Regions from separate parts of the Mus musculus genome. Here region 1 is linked to region 2. The links are chromatin loops, found by intact Hi-C in ENCODE. Cell type or tissue: gastrocnemius. All regions are shown on one strand. Each heading gives the region's core, and the rest is flanking DNA. Links, peaks and the distances in the headings are about the cores only. Region 1 overlaps Bbof1 (basal body orientation factor 1). Region 2 overlaps Fam161b (family with sequence similarity 161, member B).

Region 1 (4,389 bases), core at 293-4,292, 58 kb after region 2:
AGGGCTAAATAGAGAAACCATGTCTTTACCCTTCCCCCCAATAATCTTTCCCCAAAGGGAAAATTATAATCAGGTGCACATTTCTGGACAATTGTACAGCCTTAAGAAACATGTAACATGCTCCGGTATAGTAAACTTCCAGAATATTATGTTAAATGATATAAGCCAGTCACAGGAGGTCAAATGTTGTAGGATTCCAGCCAAACCCACAGAAACAAAGTAGATAGTAATTGCCAGAGGCAGAGAGGATGGCGGGGGGCGGGGGCGGGGGGGGGGGGAGAATTGCAAAATATATAAAATAAATGTTCTAGAGCTCTTTTCTGTAACAGCTTGATTGTACTTAACACCACTAACCTGCACACTTAAAAATGGTTGACAGAGTAAATGTAACATTGTGATGTGTGTGTGTGTGTGTGTGTGTGTGTGTGTGTGTACCACATGCATGCAGAAGACTGCAGAGGTCAGAAGATGTCAGATCCCTTGGAACTGGAGTTACACACAGTTGTGAACCACCATGCAGGTGTTAGGGATTGTACCTGGGTCCTTTGCAAGTACAGTAAAACACTCTAAACCACTGAGCCATCTCCTCAGCCCCACATGGTGCTTTTTACAACAACAACAACAACAACAACAGCAACAGCAACAGCAACAGCAACAACAAAGTGTTATCCACAGAGTTCTGATGACAGCTAGATTTCAGAAACTGCCAGTAGCAGATTAAGTGTATGAGGAAATCCCTGTCCCTCCTTCTCCTCCTAATTCACTGTCTTTCCTGCCTCACTGGCTTTAATGTTACTGAAAAATAATAAAGAATACGAATAGAAACAAGACAGAGCAATGTCTGCATCTTCCTTACTCTCCCATTTTACCTTCTACAGATAGAAAAACTGAAGCAGCAGTTGGCTAAAACAAAGGAAAAAGCCCAGGAAGAGAAGGAAAAATTGGTGAGTCTCAGCATCTACGAATTATTTACTTATTAGGGAGTCAGATTTCTAGTGTGTTTGGTTATTTTAGACTGAATAGGAACAAGTGAAAAGAAGGTCCAGAAGATGGCTCAGTGCTAGAGCATTTGCCCACCACCCACAAGGCCCTGGGATCAATCTCTGGGTCATTAACAAAAAAAAACAAAAAAAAATAAAATAAAATAAAGCCCCATGCACTTGTTTGACATCAGTAGGATGACCTCATTACAAGGCCTACTACAGTAACAATCTCAGGATACTAATACAACCTCCAGTAGATTACTAGAAAGAGTTCAAAATAGTTTGAAATGTTGGAAGAGGGGTGTTTTTCCCTCTGCATATCAATACAAACCTTTGATCAAAGCTGCACAAACCTTCCTCCCTGTGGTGCTGAGGATCGGACCCAGGGTTTCAGGCAAGCTTTTTCCCAAAAAACTAAGTGAAAACCAAGTGTGGTGGCTCATTCCTGCAATTTAGTATTCAGGAGGTTCAGGCAGTAGGACTGCTGAGAGTTCAAGGCCAGCCTAAGCTATATAGTGAGATAGTAGTGGGGAGCTAAGGAACTTCAAGGGAAGCTAAGTGGGAAGGTCCTGTCTTTTTAAATATTTGTTTGTTTGTTTGTTTGTTTATAATATGTAAGTACACTGTAGCTGTCTTCAGACACTCCAAAAGAGGGAGTCAGATTATGTGGTTGCTGGGATTTGAACTCAGGACCTTCAAGAAGAAGCAGTCAGTACTCTTAACCACTGAGCCATCTCACCAGCCCGGGAAGGGCCTGTCTTAAATTTAATATGAAACTCCTTTCTGTAGGATTGTGCTACCAAACACAGAAGCTGTGAGCTTTAGAGGACTCTTAATTGGTTTGGGTTTTATTTCCTTAGAGGGGTTTTAATTTGGTTTAGATTACTGGAAAGAGTCCAAAATTGTTTGTTTGTTGCTAGAGACTGAACCTAGGGTTTTACCTGCTAACCACACATTCAACTCACAGAGCCACACAGACAAAAAAAAAAAAGAAAAAAAAGTCTAGAATTTGTTTCTTATTTAAGGCTGTTGGTATCATTTTACAGGAATTGAAATTTCATGCAAAAATTATAGCTTTATGCAACATAAAGAAGGGCAGTTCTTTTAAGAAGTTGTACAAATGGCTCAGGCCTTAAATAAAGCATGGCTGTAAAGAACACTTGTTTTTTTCTAACTCATTAACTTTCTTGTTTTTTTGAATACAGGAACAAAAGTATGCTCTGCAAGTGAGTGAGTTGGAGGGACAGTTTCATCAAAAAGCCAAGGAAATCGGCATGATTCAGACAGAGCTAAAGACAATAAAACAATTCCAGAAGAGAAAAATACAAGTGGAGAAAGAATTAGATGATGTAAGTTTCTGTTTCTTCATTTCTCCTCTTTTAAAAAAAAAGATTTATTTTTATTTTATATGTGCGCATGTTTTGCTTGCATGTATGTAAGTACACTTGCATTTCTGGTGCTGGAGGAAGCCAGACAAGGATGCTGGATCCCCTGGAACTACATTTACTGAAGGTTAAACCACCGAATGCTGGGATTAAAGGCCTGGGACACCATGTCCGGCCCTCGTTTTCTGTTTTCTGTTTATCCACATATCTATTTTCTAAATGTGTTTGTGGGGTACATCCATGTGTAGGTCAGAGAAGGCCATCTTGTAGAGTCAGTTCTTTCCTTCTGCTGTGTTCCAGAGATCAAACTTAGGTGGTCAGGCTTGGTGGCAAACACCTTTATCTGTTGATTCAGTTCACCTGCCTGATAATGATCTTTTCCTAGGCATTAATTTCTTTGTGTGCTTGTCAGTCTTAGCCAACACACCTCTCCATGTTAGTCAGAAGATGAACCTTTGATTTGAATTGAAGCCCCCCCCCCCCAGTTCTTAGGAACTATCAGTGGGTAGGTAGAAGAATTCTACTGGACAGTGTGTTTGGGATGAAGAGGGACAATTTGAGGGAAAAAAAAACCTAGAAGCCTGTATAGAGAGGGATCCATGAATTTTCCTGAAAGGCCTGTTTCATACTATTTGCTGATTTCCATGGTATAGCTGCATTCAGAGTCATCTGAATGCCCAATTAAAGCTTATGCCTGTGTCATATGGCTGAGCAGGTGTTGCTAGTGATGGGTGGCAGGCCTCAGCACTGTTCCCCTGGGCCCCTCAGGAACTTGCTTGAGTGTTCCTGTTATATGTCAGATGACGCTGAGAGTGAAAACTTCAAGAATTCAAGAGCTGGGCAGAAGCTATCCTCTGTGTGTGTGTGTGTGTGTGTGTGTGTGTGTGTGTGAGAGAGAGAGAGAGAGAGAGAGAGAGAGAGAGTATGAGAGGAAGAGGGAGAGGGAGAGGGAGAGAGAGAGAGAGAAAGAGAGAGAGTGTGTGTGTGTGTGTGTGTGAGAGAGAGAGAGAGAGAGAGAGAGAGAGAGAGAGTGTGTGTGTGTGTGTGTGTGTGTGTGTTTTCGTTCCCGGGCCCTCGTGTGTGCTATGAACGCATTCTATCCTGACCTGTATCCCTATCCTTGCAAGTGGCACCGCAACATTTCTCCCATAGACTATTATTTGGAACCAAGTCTCTAAATCTGGTCCACATTCTAAGGGTGGAAATTAGGTTCTGTCATTTGAAGATAGTGTCAAAGAATTGCAAGCATACTTTAAAACCACACACCCTTATACCCCTAAGTATACACAGCTGCAATAGGAATATTTATGCATTTTGGTTGCTTGAAACTCCCTCCTGTTATAACAGCTGGCTGCGTTCTTTTCGTATGCCCAGTCTGGCCTCATAATTGAAACACCACTTCTGTCTTAGCCTCACAGTGCTGAGATTACAGACACAAGCCTCCCCATCTTTATTTGGTTTTTATTCTTTTTGTCTCAAAGATTTTATCTTTAATTATGTGCATGGGTGTTGGGGGGTGGGGTATACATGTGTGTTCATGTACAGGCAGAGGCCAGAATCCTCTGGAGACTGGATCCTCTGGAGCCGGAGCTATAAGCAGTTGTTAGCTGACTGATGTGGGGACTGGAAACTGAACTCTGGTCTTCTGCAAGACCTATACACGCTCTTAATTGCTGAATCATCTCTCCAAGCCCCCATCCTAATTTTATTTTGAGGAGGGTCTCCTGTAGCCCAGGCTAGCTCTGAGCTCCTGATTCTCTTGCCTCTGCCTCCCAAGCACTGGAATTAAAATGTTCTGTTCACTTCCCTCAAGAATCTTCTATGTTTCTCAGCTGTAAACAGCATATTGTTTAGACAGTTTAGTGTGTAAGTTAAATTTACCCATATCGAGTTATAATCTTTTATAACACTACACTTACACCAATACACGGCCTTTTAACCCTTTAGTTTACCCAAATTGGATATTCATGTAACTTTGAAGTCTTCTTTATTTTCTGTTTTGGTGCTTGAGCCCAGAGCCT
Region 2 (4,389 bases), core at 188-4,187:
GTTCACCTTCGGCTGGAATTCGAACTCAGTCTGTAGAAAGCTCAGCTTCTCCTCCTGGGTGCGGGCAGCCGTTCGGGGAGCCCTGTTTCGGGCGGTGCTGACAGGGGAGGAAGCCATCCGGAGAGTGTCCATGGCCCTCATCTGGATTCGGATTTTCCTGAGGAGCTCCGCTTCTGTGAAGAGGCAATCAAAGAAGAGGATCTGGAGAATGCTTCCCCGTCCCCTTTAGAGACAGACTCACTTCGTAGCCCAGATCAGTCTCTGGTTTATCTAAACCCTCCGGCCTTGACCTCCTGACTCTGAGGGATTACATGCGTAGGCAACCACAAGCCCATGCTTTCCCCCTTTAAACACTAACAGTAGTGTGCTAATACCAGTGGTAAATGCAAACAAACAAACAAAGTTAACAATTGTCCCCCTGAGGAATTCACTCCTCTCCGAGATGAGGGCTGGGGAGGTGGCCTTCCCAGGGGCAGCAGGCTGGAGGTGGCACTGACTGATGGAGGTCCTTTATGTCGCGTGGTGTTTGCTTCCATACCTATGCGAGTCCAGAGGCTGTAGTGTGTGCTTACTGAGAGGCCACCAGGCTGAGCCTGGGGTCAGGGCTGCTGTGGGACCGCCCTACAGATCAGTGGTTCTCAGTCAGTGGGTCTCCACCCCTTTGGGGGTGGGTGTCATGTATCAGATATTCTACATATCAGATAGTATATCATGATTCATTACAGTAGCAAAATTACAGTTATGGAGTGGCAAGGAAATAATTTTATGGTTGGGGAGTCACCACAACATGAAGCACTGTGTTAAAGGGGTGGGGGTCACCACAACATGAAGCACTGTGTTAAAGGTGTGGGGGTCACCACAACATGAAGCACTGTGTTAAAGGGTCGCAGCATTGGGAAGGCTGAGAGCCACTGTGGGACGGACCCAGCTCACGGAGCACAGGTTATCTATCACCATCCCACCGTAATCCCTGAACTGACCCTGAATTCCTGCAGCACCTCTGGGAACACCAGCCCACAGGTAGCCAGAGATGCCAAGGTTATCCTTACCCTGGAGTTTGTCGCCAAGGGCTGGTTCTAGAATGGACTTGGGGATCTTCCTAGAAGTGGCCTTCTTTGGGGAGACCTTGGTCTGAGCCACAGCAGCCGAGTCTCTCTGTGGAGCGTCTTCCTTTTGCTGTTCTTTCTTCTCAAGGAAGCTGAAGGGCTTCAAGGAGGAGAGAAGGAGTTCCTTTCTCTTCCGAATCCCAGCGCGCCTCCTTGCCTCTCTGCGCTCCATGATCTCCTGATAGAGGGGCAGGTAGACGTGTGCCGGCACAGGCTGGGCCCGGAACTGCCGATGGCACTCCGCCTCTTCCTCGCCCTGCTTCTGGGCCTGTAGCCTTTCCTGCTCAAAAGAGGCAGGTGAGGCCAGCCACTGGGCCTTCTTCCGGGCCTCACGCAGTGTCATGCGGAATGGCTGAGGGACGGTGATGGAAGATGCCCAAGAGCAAACACTTCTGTGCTGGGAGGGAGGCCCAGAGTCTGAGGTTGGCAGGATCCGAGCCTTGGGAATGTCAGAGGGAAGGCTAGTCATGGAGCTGCAGCGCCTCATGGAGCCATGCCTGGGGAGAGAGTGGTTCTGTGTGGACCCAGCAAACAGGAGGTGAGGTTCCTCCCAGAGACCCTCCTCCATTTCCTCCCTGCCCAGCAGATCGTAACCAAGAGACTTCTTAGTCTTGATCCCAAAGCCCCAAAGGCCTCTAAGTTTTTAACCCTATCAGCTAGGTTTCCCTTCTTGCTACAACACAGGCACTCCTAGCAGCCCAACAGGAACTATCTAAGAATTCATACAGGAATTGCCACTTGCATTCTGATAACTGCATACAGTGTAGTCGGCTAGCACAGGGCCACCGAGTCAGAAGGATCCAATTGGAACGTCAGGTTTTTGGATTTCCCATGTAGAGTGGCAGAGATCTTACCCACTTATAAGGTCACTGGGAAGGGAGTACATTACATTTGGTAAAGGCAGTGTGGTGGCATGACAGGCCTGAAGCCTTTGAGAGCTGTAACTGGGAAGTTCAAGAGTTTGGGGCCATGGACTACATGAGACCCTGGAGAGAGAGAGAGAGAGAGAGAGAGAGAGAGAGAGAGAGAGAGCGCACATATATGATTTGAGAGATGTGTCACAGACAATAAACCTTGTCGTTCGTGGAGGAAAAGATGTTTGGGAAAGGCATCCTTTGCTCAGTTCCACTAACTCATGAACTAAGTGTTGCCCACAGTTACTAAGGATCACTGGGTAAGAACCAAGACACGCGGGCTAGAGAGATGGCTCAGCAGTTAAGAGCATTTGCTGCTCTTCCAGGGGGCCTGGGTTTGATTGCCAGCACCCACGTGGCAGTTCAGAGCTGTCTGTAACTCCAGTTCCAGGGAATCCAATGTTCCCCTGCTCTCCGTGGTGACTAGGCGTGAGCATGGTATGCATACCCACTGACATGAATATATTTAAAAGGAATCACACCGTGCAGCAGATCCGAGAACTAACGGGGCTGCGTCTTAGATAAGTGGTAACGTGCAGAGGTGGCCTTACAGAGGGAAAGGCAAGGCCCTGAGACATGGTATGACTGTTCTGGTGTGCTGGAGCATGGCAGCCACTGAGTGCAATGCCTTACCTAAGAGATGGAGGGTCCTGGACCTGTGGCTTCCCCCTGCTCTTGTCTTGGAAGAAGCTCTCCAAGTCTTCCTCATCCTCAGCGTCGTTCAGATCACTGTCTGGATCAGACTGGAAGAGAGACTCCAATACATCCCACCGGCCTCTCTGCTTCGGAACCTGTGGGGTTCTATAAAAGCTCCCCGTGGAGTCGGAAGTAGAATCTGTGTCCTCCTCCGGGCTGAGGAACTCATGGAGTTTGCCAGCTCTGGGCAAAACCAGCCCTTCTCCAAACTGCTCATCTTCTGGCTCAGTGTCTGAGGAGGACGACTTGGGAGGAAATATCTAAAAAAAAAACCAGACATCAGTGAGACTTAAACTCTAATTTCAAAGGTTCTCAAGACATGGCTCTAGCTTCACTTTGACTGCTTCGGTATATCAGGGACCAGGAAGGGGCAACAGAAAGTAAGATGCATTCTTCATTCAAAAGGCACTGAACAACACAGCGTGTGTATGTGCCTGGCTGTGCATAGCAAAGGCTGCAGAAGAGCTAAGGGCAGTTCTCTGCTCCATTCAGCACAGAAAGAGGACTCTGGGTACCTAACCTGACCCACACAGTATGCTTCCAGTGCTCCAGGAATCCTGCCCATGACCTGGCTACATTCTGCTCCCAGTTCACTTGAACTTTATATAATTCTTACCCTTCTTCCTTTTCTTATTTTCTCACTGACACCCTTACTTTTCTCATACTCTAACCAGTTTCCACACCATCGCCAGGAATGGATGATTAGTGGGGAGACGATGTATCTTGGAGAAAGAGCAGCATGGAAAGTGGAACTCCCAAATAGAGTTTAAAGGTTCTAAGGGCTACGAGTGAAGTGCAGTGGCCTTGCCTAGCGTGCTCAAGGGGATCAAACGTGGGCCTCATTTCCCAGCACTGTAAAGCAACAGCATTGTATTGGCTAGTTTTGTGTCAACTTGACACAGCTGGAGTTATCACAGAGAAAGAAGCTTCAGTTGAGGAAATGCCTCCATGAGATACAACTGTCAGGCATTTTCTCAATTAGTGATCAAGGGGGAAAGGCCCCTTGTGGGTTGGACCATCACTGGGCTGGTAGTCTTGGTTCTATAAGAGAGCAGGCTAAGCAAGCCTGGGGAGGCAAGCCAGTAAAGAACATCCCTCCATGGCTTCTGCATCAGCTCCTGCTTCCTGACCTGCTTCAGTTCCAGTCCTGACTTCCTTTGGTGATGAACAGCAGTATGGAAGTGTAAGCCAAATAAACCCTTTACTCCCCAACTTGCTTCTTGGTCATGATGTTTGCGCAGGAATAGAAACCCTGACTAAGACAAGCATCAAATTACATCCATCCATGTGTGCATACAAGATAACATGGGTTGGGTGCCTAGTGTGCCATTGTCTTAGATAAGAGTTTCTATTGCTGTGATGAAACACCATGACCAAAAAGCAAGTTGGGAAGAAAGGGTTTATTTGGCTCACACTTTCCACATTGCTGTTCATCAATGAAGGAAGTCGGGACAGGAACTCAAGCAGGGCAGGAACCTGGAGGCAGAAGCTGATGCAGAGCCCACAGAGGAGTGCTGCTTACTGGTTTTCTCCTCTGGCTTGTTTAGTCTGCCTTCTCAGAAACCAGGACTACCAGCCCAAGGATGGCCCCACCAACCATGGGCTGGGCCCTCTCCCATTGATCACTAACTGAGAAATGCTTTACACTTGGTTCTCATGGAGGCATTTCCTTA

What was found. Hi-C counts contacts between places; a loop is a spot of excess contacts. Peaks named below come from ENCODE experiments on the same cell type or tissue, not always from the same donor. Only the 100,000 strongest peaks of a DNase experiment are listed, where the experiment ranks them.
Region 1: a loop joins it to region 2, with 6 times the contacts of the local background. A loop is called at or near these places in 8 of 42 quality-filtered maps.

What each region holds. Positions count from the first base shown.
Region 1 is chr12:84,412,386-84,416,774 of GRCm38, forward strand. Bbof1 (basal body orientation factor 1) reads left to right here. Exons shown (of 12, transcript NM_028377.3): 3 at 879-944; 4 at 2,189-2,332. Among named protein-coding and RNA genes, the nearest start is that of Rnf113a2, 2.6 kb to the right of the region's middle. In gastrocnemius, for the core only: no CTCF peak of the experiment used is centred there; no DNase peak of the experiment used is centred there.
Region 2 is chr12:84,354,875-84,359,263 of GRCm38, forward strand. It overlaps Fam161b (family with sequence similarity 161, member B), which reads right to left. Exons shown (of 9, transcript NM_001358283.1): 2 at 2,654-2,976; 3 at 1,050-1,603; 4 at 1-173. Among named protein-coding and RNA genes, the nearest start is that of Fam161b, 4.8 kb to the right of the region's middle. In gastrocnemius, for the core only: no CTCF peak of the experiment used is centred there; no DNase peak of the experiment used is centred there.